Linked DNA regions of Homo sapiens: all the other regions are linked to region 3. A link is a contact called in ENCODE Hi-C or POLR2A ChIA-PET data. All regions are on one chromosome and are shown on one strand. Each heading gives the region's core, a stretch centred on a gene start or an enhancer-like site at or near the end of the contact. The rest is flanking DNA. Distances are from core to core; before and after follow the strand shown. Region 1 holds the start of PCNX4-DT (PCNX4 divergent transcript). Region 2 holds the start of ATP6V1D (ATPase H+ transporting V1 subunit D). Region 3 holds the start of PPP2R5E (protein phosphatase 2 regulatory subunit B'epsilon).

Region 1 (4,589 bases), core at 355-2,854, 3.5 Mb after region 3:
GAGGTGGTGACTGCTGAGGGTAAAAGGTTTCTTTTTGGGGTGATGAAAATGTTCCAAACTTGACTGTGGTAAGGGTTGCACAATTCTATAAATGGGTGAATTGTATTGAATGTAAATTACATCTCAATAAAGCTCTTAAAAAAGAAAAAGCTTCCCTGATTGGTATTTTCCACAGCAGTTAATAATTAGAAGGCAGCTCTTTAAGTAGGAAATTTAGGAGCAGCCAACAGATGCTACAAACAGTTAAATTCGTGAAAAGGCAACATCTGAACTGGATGCTATGCTAAAGGTCTGGGGATTTGGCGTGAGTGGCGGTGGATACCAAATAACATGAAGGGCAGTCTTTGCCCTAACTGCAGGAATGATTTAATGAAGAAAACAAACACCTAAAAATAGTAAAAAATGAGTAAGTGAAAAATGATGGATACAGAGCAGATAACCAATTCAGCGGCATGGAAAACAACTTCCGATTCACTGGAGTAAATTCTGGTCCTGGAGAGACAAGAGGTTGTGGGGACAGAGGTCGAGATCAGTGGGGAAGGAGCGCTTCACGTTCAGGGGGCCATGAGTTGAACAATTCGGACAAAAGAGGTTTAGTTGGAGATATTGCGAGAGTACAGTTCTACCTAACGGACACAGCTCCGGGTGGGTGTGCCATATTCCATTTCGTACGAGTCTCTTAGAAACAAAATGCTACAATTCAACAGGCTAAAGTAGTCTTTCAAAGGAAAGTTAAAATCACACTGAATTACTATCTCTAATGACTGAGTTCATTAAGCGCAATAATTGCACTTAAAGGTTTTGCAACGAAAAACGAAAAATATGTTTCTTGTGGCAATGAAAGCCCCTAGAACAACTTGGCTCTCCGCACAGGCTTGGACATTAAGATGCCGAAGAAGTCCCGAGGTGGACGTCGGACAACGAACGTACCTCAAGTCACCCGAGGGAAGAGAAGACGCGAAGGCATCCCAGGGACCGCATTTTTGCAGGTAAACTCGGGCTGGGCGCTCCCGCCGGGAGGTTGGTTAGTGCCCGAATGCGGAGGCAGAAAAGCTGCGGCGGCCGAATAACGAGCTCACCGCGGCCCCGCCCGGGCCAGCTCTCGGTTTCCATGGCTAACGTCTACTCCGGCGGCCGCCACCCGGAGCTGAACGGAGCGCGTGCGCGTTCGGGGACCTCGTCGGCGCCTGGCTGGCCTCGCTGCCCCGGTCTGTGCTCGCTCCCGAGGCGGGCCCTGCCGTAAAGCAGGCTTGGCCTAGAGGAAGCAGGGAAATAGCGCGCTTCGTTCGCGCCAGGACTAGGCCAACATCTGCCTGGCCGGGGACGACGGGAGTCGCTCGTGCTCTGGTCTCGCACTGGGCCTAGCAGAAGCAGCAGCGGGGAAAGCCGAGACGCCCTGAACGTTCCCTTGGGCCGGGCCTTTACGCAAGAGCGTCGTTGCCCTGGTGACGTGACGTCCTTCCTCAGGATTGTGCGCCGGGGTGGGGAAACAGACGTGCAACCGCCATTTTGCGCATTAATTTACCAGAGGTCGGGTCAGGCTGTCTTAACGCAGGCAGAGGGGTGTGGCAGATCTCCAACCGCTCGGGGTCCCGTGATTTCCATTAATGAATTCGCACACTGGCGTTACCACTCAACACACCGACGGTAATGAATGTTTTTGAGTGATACTTCATGCAGCCTATTCGGCTTGGACGATTGGGGACTGCATAACGTGATCGCTATCGCCTCAGTTTGTGGCTGCGTTTTAAAATACAAGGAACCAACATGTCCATTATAGAAACGTGTTATTAAGATATTAATAAAACAAGGCAGAGTTCCGGCGTTCCAATTAAAAGGCCATGGCTGATTCATATTAGTGTGGCGGGAATCTTTACAGCCTGGCCGCAAAGACCCCAATTAACGCTAGTTAAAAAGTTATCCCTATACCCAGGGCTCACCTCCCCCATTCTCCACGAAATATGATCCCCCCCCCGCCCCACCAAGTTCTGGACACGTTCCAGATTGCCAACTGGGAGTCCTCAAGACGGCCCCGGAGAGCGTTAACAATGATTGGTCTCAGCTGATTTAGAGGCTCGGGTAAGGGAACTTTGAAGCTAACTTGTCGGTATCAAGGTACCCGCAATTCCCCCATGTGATTGGGTAGATGCCCTAGCAGTTCTGCACACTTCAGCGTCCAAGATGACTTGTGGACTGTTTTGTTTGGATCTCCATTCCTCAAAACTATAAATGCGGCCTTAATTTTTTTTTTTTTTTAATTCTTGGCTCTTGGCTGTCTTGGAAATGCTGACTTTGTATTTAAGTATTTAGGTTTTCAGGTCGTAATAGAAAAATAATTACTGTGTTCATATTAAAAGCCAAAGCTTTATTTATTTATTTTTAAGATATTGTGTCCAGAGCAAAAGTGTAGTGTGTTGAAAGCATGTGGAAGAAAACCCCGGATATACATATACTTGTCTTCAAGGACTTAATTTGCAGGTAGACCCTTTCATAGTTTGGTATCTTCACGATTTGATAGAATATGGGAAAACGTGCTGTTGGTCCATCCATAGTTTTTCTCATTGAAGCTCACTCATTGCGGGTCAGAGTACCACATTAAGCATCTCGGAAGCATCACTTACCGCCAAGAAGTCTGAGTTTCATGTAATTAAGAGTGGAGGCTCCAGAGTCAGGAAGTCTGGGTTGAAACCCTGGCACTACTGCTTACTACTTGTGAGATCTTGAGGTTATGTAATTTCTCTAGTGCTCAGTTTCCCCATATCTTGTAAAATAAGGCAAATAATAGAACTTAACCCGCAGAGAGTTATGTCATTGGATTAAATCAAATAATTGTAAATTGCTTAGCAGAGTAAATGGCACAGCTTAAGTGCTTAGTAAGGATGAGCTATTATCTTTATGTAGAGAGTCTGTATTTATGCTTGTTCTTCTCATGGGCATTACATATGACCCAAGCAGAATTAACATGTTTATTGTTGAAATATCTGCTGTTTTTCAAATATATTTGAACATCGTGCTTTCTTAGAATAAAATTAGTAGGGCATATGGTACAAGCCCTTTGGTTAGCTGTGTATAAAATATTCATTCAACATTTATTGAAATAGTGAAGGGAATAGTGGTTCCTATTTGTCAGGAACTACACTAATTGCTGCAGATATAAAGTCAAATAAAACATGATCCTTAAGGAATTTACCAAAATATAACTTGGACATCAAGGACATAACTTGAACAACAAGGACATCAGTAATTACAGTGTATGTGATAAACAGGTATGCGCTGAGCTTCAGAAACAAAGTGGGACACATAATTCTGGGGAAATTAAGGATGGTTGCAATCCATTTTTAAAGGGTGAGTGGACAGCTGGGCCAGGCGTGGTGGCTCTTGCCTGCAATCCTAGCACTTTGGGAGGCTGAGGTAGGAGGATCGCTTGAGCCTAGGAGTTTGAGGCAACATGGTGAAACCCTGTCTCTACAAAAGATACAAAAAATTAGCCAGGTGTGGTTGTGTGCGCCTGTGGTCCCAGCTACTCAGAGGCTGAGGTAAGAGGTTGTTGCAGTGAGCCGAAATTGCACCACTGCACTCCAGCCTGGACAACAGAGTGAGATCTTGTCTCAAAAAAAAAAAAACAAAACAAAAACAAAAACAGAGTTAGCTGGGAGAAGAGGTATTCCAGGTAGGGGAACATTTATTCTTTAATTCATTCAACACATACTTAGAGCATACATAGAATCAGTACTTTGTGTACCTCATTTAATCTTAACCTTATGAGGTAGCTTATTATTATTTCAAATGTAAGGAATCTGAGCTTGAGAAAAGTAAAATAAGTGATGACATCTGGAGTTGAGTCCGTATCTGTATGTCTTCAAGATTCGTGTATTTTTTCCTACCCTGCTGATTCACATAAAATGAAACAAATTGTGAAAAATCTGGAACTGCTGCTTCAGCCAGAGAAGATGTTTAGCCAGGCATTATCATGACATACGTGTTATTGTGTAATGGTAATGCCCGTTTTCAGTTCATACCCAAGTTAACTTCTCTTGCTAAAAAGTAAAACAAAAGCAAAACCCACACCATAAACCCTCACTCTGCCTTGTTCCCAGAGACCACTGGCCAGAAGTCTCTGAAAATAATGCAGAGCTGCAGCACTAGGTATGGGCCAAAGAGAAGGCAAAATCATGCTCACAGTTCCGGGTGCCTTTAAAGAAACACAGGAGGAATAATAGCTTTGGGAAGAAAGATAATGAATCTACTTTGAGACCTGTGTGTAAGGGGCTGATGCGATATTCAGGTGCCTATGCCCAGTTGGAAATACAGAATTGGACCTATATTACATATTGACCTTGGGAGAGAAGTTAAGATGTAGAATATTCAATAATTTTTTTTAAAAGATTGTTGAAGTAATAAGATTGGAAAAGAATGTCAAGGTTTATATCTTAATGGGACAAGAAGAAAACCGAAGAAGAAAAGGACTATAAAATAAAAAGATTGACTTATATGGCTTATTGAAAGTCACTGTATCATAGATCATGATATGCATCAAACATCATGTGAAAGGACATGTGATGAGTAGAAATTTTAGAGTGTCTGAGCAT
Region 2 (4,674 bases), core at 307-2,806, 3.8 Mb before region 3:
GAACTAAGAATAGGTAGCAAAGTTCTGTACAAGTCACCCCCAAACTATTGACAGAGATTGTTCCTTGAATAACAACTCAATTGAGGGGAAATAAAGACTTCTCTGCTATACTTTTTCTCGAAGAAACCATGTTTTTTGCTTAATAAAAATTTAAAAAGCCTAAGTTTTGAGGATAAAGAGACCTCAGCATGACTGTGTATTTAACCCGAAAATATATCCTTATCTTAGGTTTTAGTTATGCTTAACTAACATAGTTAACCTAACATATGCTTAACACAGTTCTATTCTCATTGTCGCCAAAATACGACAAACTGATAGTAACAGTAATAAACTCAAGTCTCATTTAGTTTTGGTTCAAGGGGTGACTCATTCAATTATCAGATGAAAAACTACTCGGACCCCGCTCTTTCCAACACGGTGCCCGTCCCACAGGTTTCTCAGGTAAGAGGCCAGTTTGGTTTCCACTGAGACGCAGGGGAAATTTTTGGTAGAGCTGTTGGGGCGGAAGAAAAGATGGAATTCTCAAGCCTGGAAAAAGCAAAGTGCTCAGCGTCCTGAGCCGGGGTTAAGAGTTACGGTGTCACAGCGTTCTCCTGAGACCGCCCCATCGTCATGGCATTCTCACTTTCGGCATATTGTAGAGGCTGTACAATCCACTCGGCCCACTTTCCTTCACGAGATTCCTCTGCTCGAACAACGATGCCTCTGGAACACAGGATGACCTACACGGAGCCGGCGAGGAGGCCCACGACAGCGCGGGTGGTGGCGGTGCTGTCCAGCCACTTCCCGCGCAGGGACGGGAAAGGGAGGTATTAGCCCGGGGCCTACCCGCTCTCGAACACCCATGTCACTGGACACAAACCAAAGTGAGTTCCTGGAGAAACCGAGCTTGGGATTAGTCACCTGAGGTATGTGTGTGATTCCCGCACTGGAGCCCAGAGCCGACTTCTTCAATCACAGAGACCAGACTTGCTTCCCCCTCACCGGCCGCCGATCCTCCTCAGCGTGCGCTTCGCTCACTCCACCGCGCATGCGGAACCTCCTCGCATGCGCAAGCGCTGAACGAATAGAGGCCCCTCTTCATCATTAACCATAGAGTCTGGGTCCTCCGAGAACAAGGACGAATGTAGATCATGGAAGGACCTGAAAAGTACTGTTTCTCGCTATCTTAGCTTTAGCTAAGTAACCTTCAAGGCGCGAGAAAGACATAGGACTCCGATTCCTTGCCTCTGAAGAATGAATCCTCTTTCAAAGTTTCAGCTAACCATGAGATGGCGCTGTGACCAAAGACGAAAGGTGGAGAAAGACAAGGCGTGCACGCTTCGCTCCTAGTCTTTGGCCTGGCGCGTGCCGCGTATTGCGCAGCCGCAGGGAAGCTGGATGGGGAGGGGTTGGGAGGCGAACCGGAATTGAGGGGTGGTTCCGCGGTGCGCGCGCCTCGACATCCGGGCAACGCCTCTGTTCTGTCCTCCCCCTTCGTCGCCTGTGACAACCGGAAGCGGAAGTGAAAATGGGTGTCCCTGCTGCCTCTTAGCAACAAGAGGGGTCAAGTGACACAACCAGCTGACTCCCGTAGAGGAAGACACTGTGGAGGCCAGTTCTGGAGCTATTGCAGCCTCGGTTGCCCGGCCGGGGACCCGAGCCGAAAAGTTATCGTCAGAATGTCGGGCAAAGACCGAATTGAAATCTTTCCCTCGCGAATGTAAGTAAAGGAATGGGATAAGCCGCTTTCACAGGTTTAGGAACCCGGAGCGCGGTCCCTTCAGACCCTGGGCCACAGTGAGGGTCCTTGTTTCCTGGGAGGATCCTGAGCTTTTCCCAGGTTCTTTTCTTGAGTCTAGGGCGAGGCTTCCTGACGGCCTCTTCGCGCATTCCTCCTGAGTGAATCAGGCTGGACGAAGCGATCCCAGCCGGTAGGAAAAGGCGCCCGGCCGGCGGGCTTTTGTGGAGGTCTGCTGTCTTTATTCATTAATGGATTCATCCATTCCACATACCCTTATTGAGCCGGGCACTGGATTTATATAACTGAACCGTCGCCACCTCTGCCCTACAGAGCTCACAGTTTACGTAGCCAGACATTCGTCTGGAAAGGCCAAGGAGGTTTTAATAAATGCTCTGAGAAGGGAAGTTTACTGAGGATATAGAAGAGGTCCCTAAGCCAAAGTGGGGATGGAATCGAATCGCCCTAGCATAGCCCTCGGATTCGATCTTGGATCCCCTTACTCATTTTCCAAGATCCCGCCAAATGTCACCTGCTGTGAGAGGATATCCCTGTGTTTCTGAGGCACTGCTTTTGCTCTCTCACCGCTGCACCTTGTTCAGACCTGTGTTAATACCGGTCATCACGCTGTAAAGTAGATATTTGTTTATGTGTCTTTCTCTCCCACTAGACTGTGGGCTCTCTCCAGGATGAAAGAGTGTCTTAATCCATAGAAGGTCCACAAAAAAATATTTCTTGAAAGAACTCATGCTTGGGAATACGCTCAGTTGTGGGCTGCCTTTCTTTTGGGGCCTGAATTCTTTGTCAGGAAAATGGCATATCACTGTAGGTGTTTGGCTAGTTTGTAAGGAAAATTTTGACGTTTTCTCAAATGTGCCTAACAACTTGCTCCCTTTCTCCTCCTCATCCTGTTTATTTTTATTTAGTTTGTTGTTTGTTTGTTTTAATAAGAGACAGGGTCTCCCAGGCTGGGGTGCAGTGGTATGATCAGAGCTCACAGCAGCCTCAAACCCCTGGGCTCAAGTGATCCTCCGGCCTCAGCCTCCCTGGCGGCTGAGATTATAGATGGGAGCCACCGCGCCTGGCTTTCCCTTTTTCTTTTCAGTGAGGAAGCAGAAAATCAGTTTTGACCCTGACATTTAGACCCTTTTATTGTGGTCCTATCTCTGTGGGGGTGTTTTGTTGTTTTTCCTCATTCTGTCCTTTGAGAGAATCTGAGGATGCTTAAAATAAAAGTTATATTCAAACCTGAAGCCCAGATTTCTTTCTGCCCGGTGACTAAATAGCTCTTAATGAAATGAAGTTTTTAAATTTTTTACCTTCACCTGTTGACTTTCTAATAGCTGTTTGCACTAAGTAGGCAGCAAGCTAGTTGTGGGGAAATAAAGATGAGGACTATCCCGAGGTAGTGACAACTGCAGAACTCCTAGGACGTGATGACTCAGTCAAAACTTCTGCACTGAAAGACATCGACACTAGTTTATCTTCTAGCAATGTAAGGCCTGCCCCTAGGGTGACCCCAGGCCGCCCCCCGCCGCCCCCGCCATTAAAATGCCTGCCTGAAAAAGCTCAAAGCTAGGGGGAGAATTTACTGTTTGTTCTAGTCAACACCTAATTGATAGACCCCTCTCGTTCCCTTTTTAGAGCATTTACGAAACAGGCTTACAATTGTTAATATGTATCTCTTCCAACTCTGAAGTGTCCCTTCAAGTATCTTTGAGAGCCATTTCTTTGAAACGTAATCATCAGGAGGGATAGGGGCTTTGTCTCCCAGTCTGTGTGAGAGGATAGAATAGTAACTTACTAATTGCCAGGTAGTATGGCGTTTACACTGACCAACACTTTAAGGTTTCTCTTCTCTGACTCTTCTTGCGGCTGGCTCCCTGCCACTCCCTTACTCTCTTTTTTAAAATGGCCAGTCACCTCTGCACAAATGAGAATTGAGCTCAGCCCTTTCCCCTACTATCAGTGGTTTACTGAATAAAATCTGTTTTCACTACTTTAACGAATGTCTGGCTGGGTTTATCTTTGACAGCAGTCAGAATAACTTTTTTGTTTTTACTTTGAAACTTTTACTTTGAGACTAAGAGGCAAAAATAGACATCTTTGGGCTTAGGTAAGAAAATGATAGGCTCATGAAGGTGAAACTACTATTTGAAAGCTCTCAGCTTGCTGATTGAGAGGAAAATCAGGTGCAGGAAATAATCTCTTCTCTAAATATTTTCCCCATGGCTGGCAGCAGGCTTTTTGTCATGTAGTCAGATGTCTTTGATTCAGCTGGAAGAAAAGTCATCATCCTAGCTAAAGGTCAAACTTTTTGAGTAGGACTGAGCAGCTCTGAAACATGTAAAGGAGCAAGTTTTAAAAGCCATAGGCTAGAAAATATACTGGCAGCTTGTTTCACAGACATTTCCATTCAACAGTATTATTCTGTGATGTTACTTTCACCCACTTTCGTACCAGAGAAAGCAAAAACAATTGTAGAGTGGAAGTAAAAGACGCATGAAAAATTTGGAGTCAACAGAAGTCCACTAAATCCAGGTTCTGCTACATATTAGCTGTAAGTGTGCACGCTGCTCTTAGAGTTTCAGGAATTAAAATTGCCCATTTCACAAAGATGCCATTCCCTAGGAGGAAAATAAAATTAACATGGTAAATTCAATTTTATCAACCAGTTTACCTTTTACTATAAACTGGCTGGAATATGCAGTACTACAATTTGACTTAAATTTGATCCAGCTCTTTGAGCCCAAGTTCTAGTATTTACTATCAACAATACATTATGTTAAATGCACACATTGAGATGGATAGCTCCTTCTCAGGCTGGAAACTAAACGACCTTCACTTGATAAGACCTCTTGTGAGACCAGTCAGTGCAGAGTCAGCCAGTGATAATTGTTCTCTTTAAGGGGAGGCACATGTTTGGGGTACAGTGAACGTAGGTTGGAGCCTTA
Region 3 (4,392 bases), core at 1,163-3,662:
GTCAGTTCTAACATTTTCTTCTTGTTCTCCCGTGGTTTATTTGCAAAGGACTCATAGAGTCATTTGTCTGTTTTATGAGGGTTAGTTTAATTAAACTTAGATAATATAATCAGTAAGTCCACTTAGTTGAATCCAGAAACTGCAATAAGAAACCGCAATAAGTCATATGTTGTCAGGGGCTGATTGGGTGGGCCCACCACTGCCAACCCCTAGGAATGGGTAACTCCCACTTTTCCCTGAGGACATCTCCTATGCTGTTCTAGGCCAAGGCACCATTCCATGGACTGAGGGCAGAGCCATTCACTCTATATAAAATAGTAGTTGACCGTAATGCCTTTTAGATTAAAATTAAATGTAAATATATTTCCTAATACTTTCTTTTACTGCATCCGAAATAGATTGTCTTGCACTATTCTTGGAGTACCGAAATCCCTGGGATACATGGGAGAAATTACTGGTCCAGAGAACAATTTCTCACATAGGCAAGGATGTTTCCATTTTAAAAAACCTGCTCATTTCAGTTGCTCAGCCATTTTATAGAAAGTGAAATGACTTTGAAATGAATTGTCTTTATAGAGATCCATAATTTGCAAGCAAAATCCCCACTCTATGACATGTTCTAAGCAACAGCTGTGAGAATTTCAAACGTGCACTATGCTTTTAACAGTTCAACTGTTGCCAAGGGAAATTGAATTGGCTTCAAAATCTTCCTTGGTTTTAATTCTGAATTTACCCTCAATCAAAGATTGAAGAAAACAGGTCCTTGGCTGGGACACTGAACTTTCATGAAGACTGTACAGGATATTGAGATATGGAAAATTTAAGGTTCTTGAGGGTAGGAACTAGACTGCTGGTATTCTATAGTTCATACTTAGTGGTGATGAACTTTATCACGGCAAAAGTGGGCACTAGCCATACAGTGGCCAATCATCTGGAGTCAGTAGGGGGAGACTGCTTCCATCTAAGAGTCATCTTTTCGTTTTCCATTTCAGTTCAAAGCAGGAATATTTTTATCTTTCATGGCACAAAATTATTTTTCCACTCAAGAGCCATTTCTGGGAGTGTGCAAAGAAAATTTCAAAACTCTAGTGTTTAACAACACAAACAGGAGAAATGCAAATGCATTTTTCGTTGTCACTTGTACATATGGTACATATAGTTTTATTTATATATAGCTCTATTCCCTAACCGTATCGAAAAGATGATATAATGCTGAGGGAAAAAACTAGGCTACAGATCGACACACATTATTAACATAAAGAGAAAAAATACTAAAAGGAAGTATGCAAATACTGTAAGTGGTTATCTCTGAGTTGAGAAAATAAGAATGTTAATTTTTTTGTCCCCCCCCCCAATTTCTAAGTTTTGAACAACTGGTACTCTGACGTTTGTAGTTAGCATTAATAATTTCTTTCTTCCTTTTTTCCTCTCAAAAAATGTACGTAGGGTGCATTCAAATACATTAATCCAAGAATATTATCTGGAAATGTACCATTTGGCCGTCTGCATTCACCAAGCATGCAAACACATCTCCAAATATCTCATCACTTGTTCTAGATAGATTTAAGTAGTCTTCTCCATTAACTCTTTCGGGTCCAACTTGCCAATTAAAATCTCGAAACTCCTAGTTTGGAGCTGGGTCTTTCCGAGCTCTGAGCAGTCGGCTGACTGGCGGGTTATTCTGAATGAATAGACTGCAAACTGTGGCGACAGCGTTCCCACCTGCATTAATTAAACGAGCGCTGGCTTCAACGCTACAGGGGTCTGATATTCAAAACAGACGTTTAAGGAAAAGGAGATGAGGTGAGAGAAAATTCGAAGAAGGTTCAGCGGAGAGCGACTGCTGGGGGTTTCAAGGGGCCCATTTACACAAGCAGTGGCACACCGGCACGGGCGGGGGATCTTATTCCTGCCTACGCATCACAGGGTCCCGTCCAGAGTGGGACTCCCCAAACCCTGAGGGGCCACACTAGCTGCAGGGCGGGATCAAGTCTCCGGGGCTCCCCGACCCTTAGACGACCCGAGCCCTTGGAATCCTCCGGTCCAAGACGACCGCCGCCCAAAGGCTCCGCACAGCACGGAAAGCCAGCCCGCTGATCCGCTAGTCGCACACCTCCCGGAATTAAAGAGCTCCTCTCAGGCCCAGCGGCTTCTCACTTCAGCTTGCCCCACTGCCGGGCGGAAGCGGCGGCTGCACCGCCCGAGATCGCGGCTGCATCCGGGTTCCTCAAGCTTCGGCCCAATCCTCGACCTTCTCTCTTCCCACCCTCCCGTTTCTCCGCCCTCCTGCCGCCAATCCCTGATCAGGTCTCAGCCGAACATGCTGTCAGGGGAGTGAAGGCGGATACTGGCCAATGAGGCCTCGCTTCCCGTTTGAAGTCTCCAGTGGGCGGGCGCCGGAGGCGGGCGCTGCTGGCCAGAAGGTTCGGTTGCGCGTGTGCCATGGACTCAGCCGCCCGGTGATATTGACAATAGGAGAGAGAAAGGGGCATTGACTGGGACCCACCGCGGGTAGCGAAAGGTGGCTCTGGCAGCGGCGGCTCCAGCTCCTGCGGCTCCTCCTCCTTATTCTGTCCCCTTCTCTTGCTGCCGCTGCAGATCCAGTCTTCCTCCCTCCCTTCCCCCCCTCCCCACGTCGTCGCCGCCGCCGCCGGGTCCGGGGCAACGAGCTGAGGCGCCGCCCGCCAGGAATGTGAGCGAGGAGCCACCGGCGGAGCCGCAACGGGGTCGGTGCCGATTTGATGGGACGGGCCCGCGGGGGAGGATCGTGAGGCCGCCGCCGCCACCGGAACGCTGAGGTTCGGGTCCGGCCGTGAGGCCTAGAGGCTCCGCCGCCGCGGAACCGGAGGGACCCCGTACCGGACAGCCGTCGCCCCAGGCTCCCCGCAGCTGCCCGGACCTCCCCCTGCACGTCCCGGTCCCGCCGCCCGCCCCCGCTGCGGCCACCTCGCCCGTCTCCCGCCCCTCCAAGCCACAGATCATCTTTGGATTCTTCCCCAGAAGCTTCAAGGTAACTTAGTCCCTCCAGCACCGCGGCTCGCCCGCTTCCCTTCTTCCTCCCGGTCCTCCTGGGGAACCTATGGGGCACCGGCCTTGGGAAGGCCTGGCCGGGCAGGCGAGGGGTGCGGTGGGGTGGGGTGCGGGAGCGGGAGCGCCCGTCCCACTTGTCTGATTTACCTACAAATGCTTCTGATGATACCTCTCATTCACTCTGCCCCCTCCCCCCTTTTTCTCCACCTTCTGGGATTGGAGGCGTTTTCTTGCCCCCCTTTATCCACTGGCGGGGGCGGGGAATAAAGAGGGGTTTGGTGTGAGGAGGATTCTCTAGCAGCTTATCGTCTCCAGGGCTTGGGGTGTGGGTTAGGAGCAAAGGGAGTATGTAAGCATCCCCACAGACAAACCCCTTCCCTGTCTTTCCCTACTTCCCCTTACCCCCTTTGGATTATCCTGAGCCATGGAAATGCCCCATGCCTGCTGATTAGAGGATGATAAAGCTTCGGGAGCCCTGGCCCAGGGCGAAACCTGTTTCCCTGGGCTTTGCACGGACCCGCTGTTACCTTACGTTCAGTTTTGCAGTGCTTCAGGGTTGCGATCCTTGACGTTTATTCTGGGCCTCGGGCATAAGGGGTAAATGATTTTTTTAAAAGCTACCTATATATCGTCTGTAGAGATGAGAGATAAGGAATAAAGAAGAGACGAAAAGAGTGATGGAGGAAGAGGATTTACTGAAATGTTGTAGTGTTAGAGTTAGAGTGAAGTCTAAATAATTCACATACCCGAATGGAAAATCGGCCCCTAAATTTACAACGTACAAATAAGATGTGGAGCTTTTGGCTGATGCAGTCATTTTGATATTTTAAAGTGATCTTAACATCTATAGTCATTCATAGTTTGTGATTCTATTTTGAATCCATCACATTATATTAAGGCTAAATTAGGTAGATTTTTAAAAACTTTTTTTTTTTTAAAGAAAACCAAAGAAGACTTCCAAATTCCAAACGTCAACATCATATGTGTGCATGTGTTTTAAAATGTTTTTGTTATTTTTACATTGTCAAAATCCACGTAATCCAGGTAACTTTTTATTCTCACGTGTTCAGGAAGAAATTCCCTTACTGTTTTATTTAGAAGTTAAAAACCACTTGTCTTGTCTATTGGAATGACAGGTGAGTAATTGCATTTCAGCATTTCCCCCATATGCATTCTTTCTATCCGAGTCTGCCATTAGTCTTGCATGAAGCCTCAGTGCCATGGAAATGATGGCATCTGTTTAATTTGGTGAATGAAATTAAGCTTAACGCTTGTTACTTTCAGGAAATAGCCTTCATTTTAATAACTCGAGAGGGTTAAACAATTCAAAAGTGCTATTCAGTTCCGTAAGTTTGATGGAAT

What was found. A loop is a pair of places that touch in the nucleus more often than their neighbours do. ChIA-PET counts read pairs that join two places held with the same protein, here RNA polymerase II (POLR2A). Pooled maps may share reads with other maps.
Region 1: a pooled map shows a loop between it and region 3 (12-fold over the local background). The contact joins the promoter of PCNX4-DT here to the promoter of PPP2R5E in region 3. A Hi-C loop is called at or near these places in 7 of 50 pooled maps.
Region 2: a loop to region 3 is called in a map of CD4-positive, alpha-beta memory T cell, with 11 times the contacts of the local background. The contact joins the promoter of ATP6V1D here to the promoter of PPP2R5E in region 3. A Hi-C loop is called at or near these places in 1 of 168 maps with a recorded cell type or tissue (CD4-positive, alpha-beta memory T cell) and 9 of 50 pooled maps. POLR2A ChIA-PET finds 5 or more read pairs at or near these places in 1 of 52 experiments (CD8-positive, alpha-beta memory T cell).

Annotation. Positions count from the first base shown.
Region 1 is chr14:60,088,761-60,093,349 of GRCh38, reverse strand. It overlaps PCNX4-DT (PCNX4 divergent transcript), which reads left to right and starts at 1,604. Exons shown (of 5, transcript XR_943918.4): 1 at 1,604-1,647. It overlaps PCNX4 (pecanex 4), which reads right to left and starts at 1,427. Exons shown (of 11, transcript NM_001330177.2): 1 at 931-1,427. RefSeq lists enhancers at 600-1,233, 1,197-1,386, 1,477-1,606.
Region 2 is chr14:67,356,686-67,361,359 of GRCh38, reverse strand. ATP6V1D (ATPase H+ transporting V1 subunit D) reads left to right here and starts at 1,556. Exons shown (of 9, transcript NM_015994.4): 1 at 1,556-1,702. The coding sequence starts at 1,662. EIF2S1 (eukaryotic translation initiation factor 2 subunit alpha) reads right to left here and starts at 1,032. Exons shown (of 8, transcript NM_004094.5): 1 at 904-1,032. It also overlaps a transcript of GPHN not described here. RefSeq lists enhancers at 777-1,576, 1,597-1,816, 1,659-2,445.
Region 3 is chr14:63,541,397-63,545,788 of GRCh38, reverse strand. PPP2R5E (protein phosphatase 2 regulatory subunit B'epsilon) reads left to right here and starts at 2,412. Exons shown (of 14, transcript NM_006246.5): 1 at 2,412-3,010. It overlaps LOC112268140 (loricrin-like), which reads right to left and starts at 3,005. Exons shown (of 1, transcript NR_158218.1): 1 at 1,125-3,005. RefSeq lists enhancers at 930-1,009, 2,097-2,306, 1,369-2,360 and silencers at 2,597-2,736, 2,777-2,916.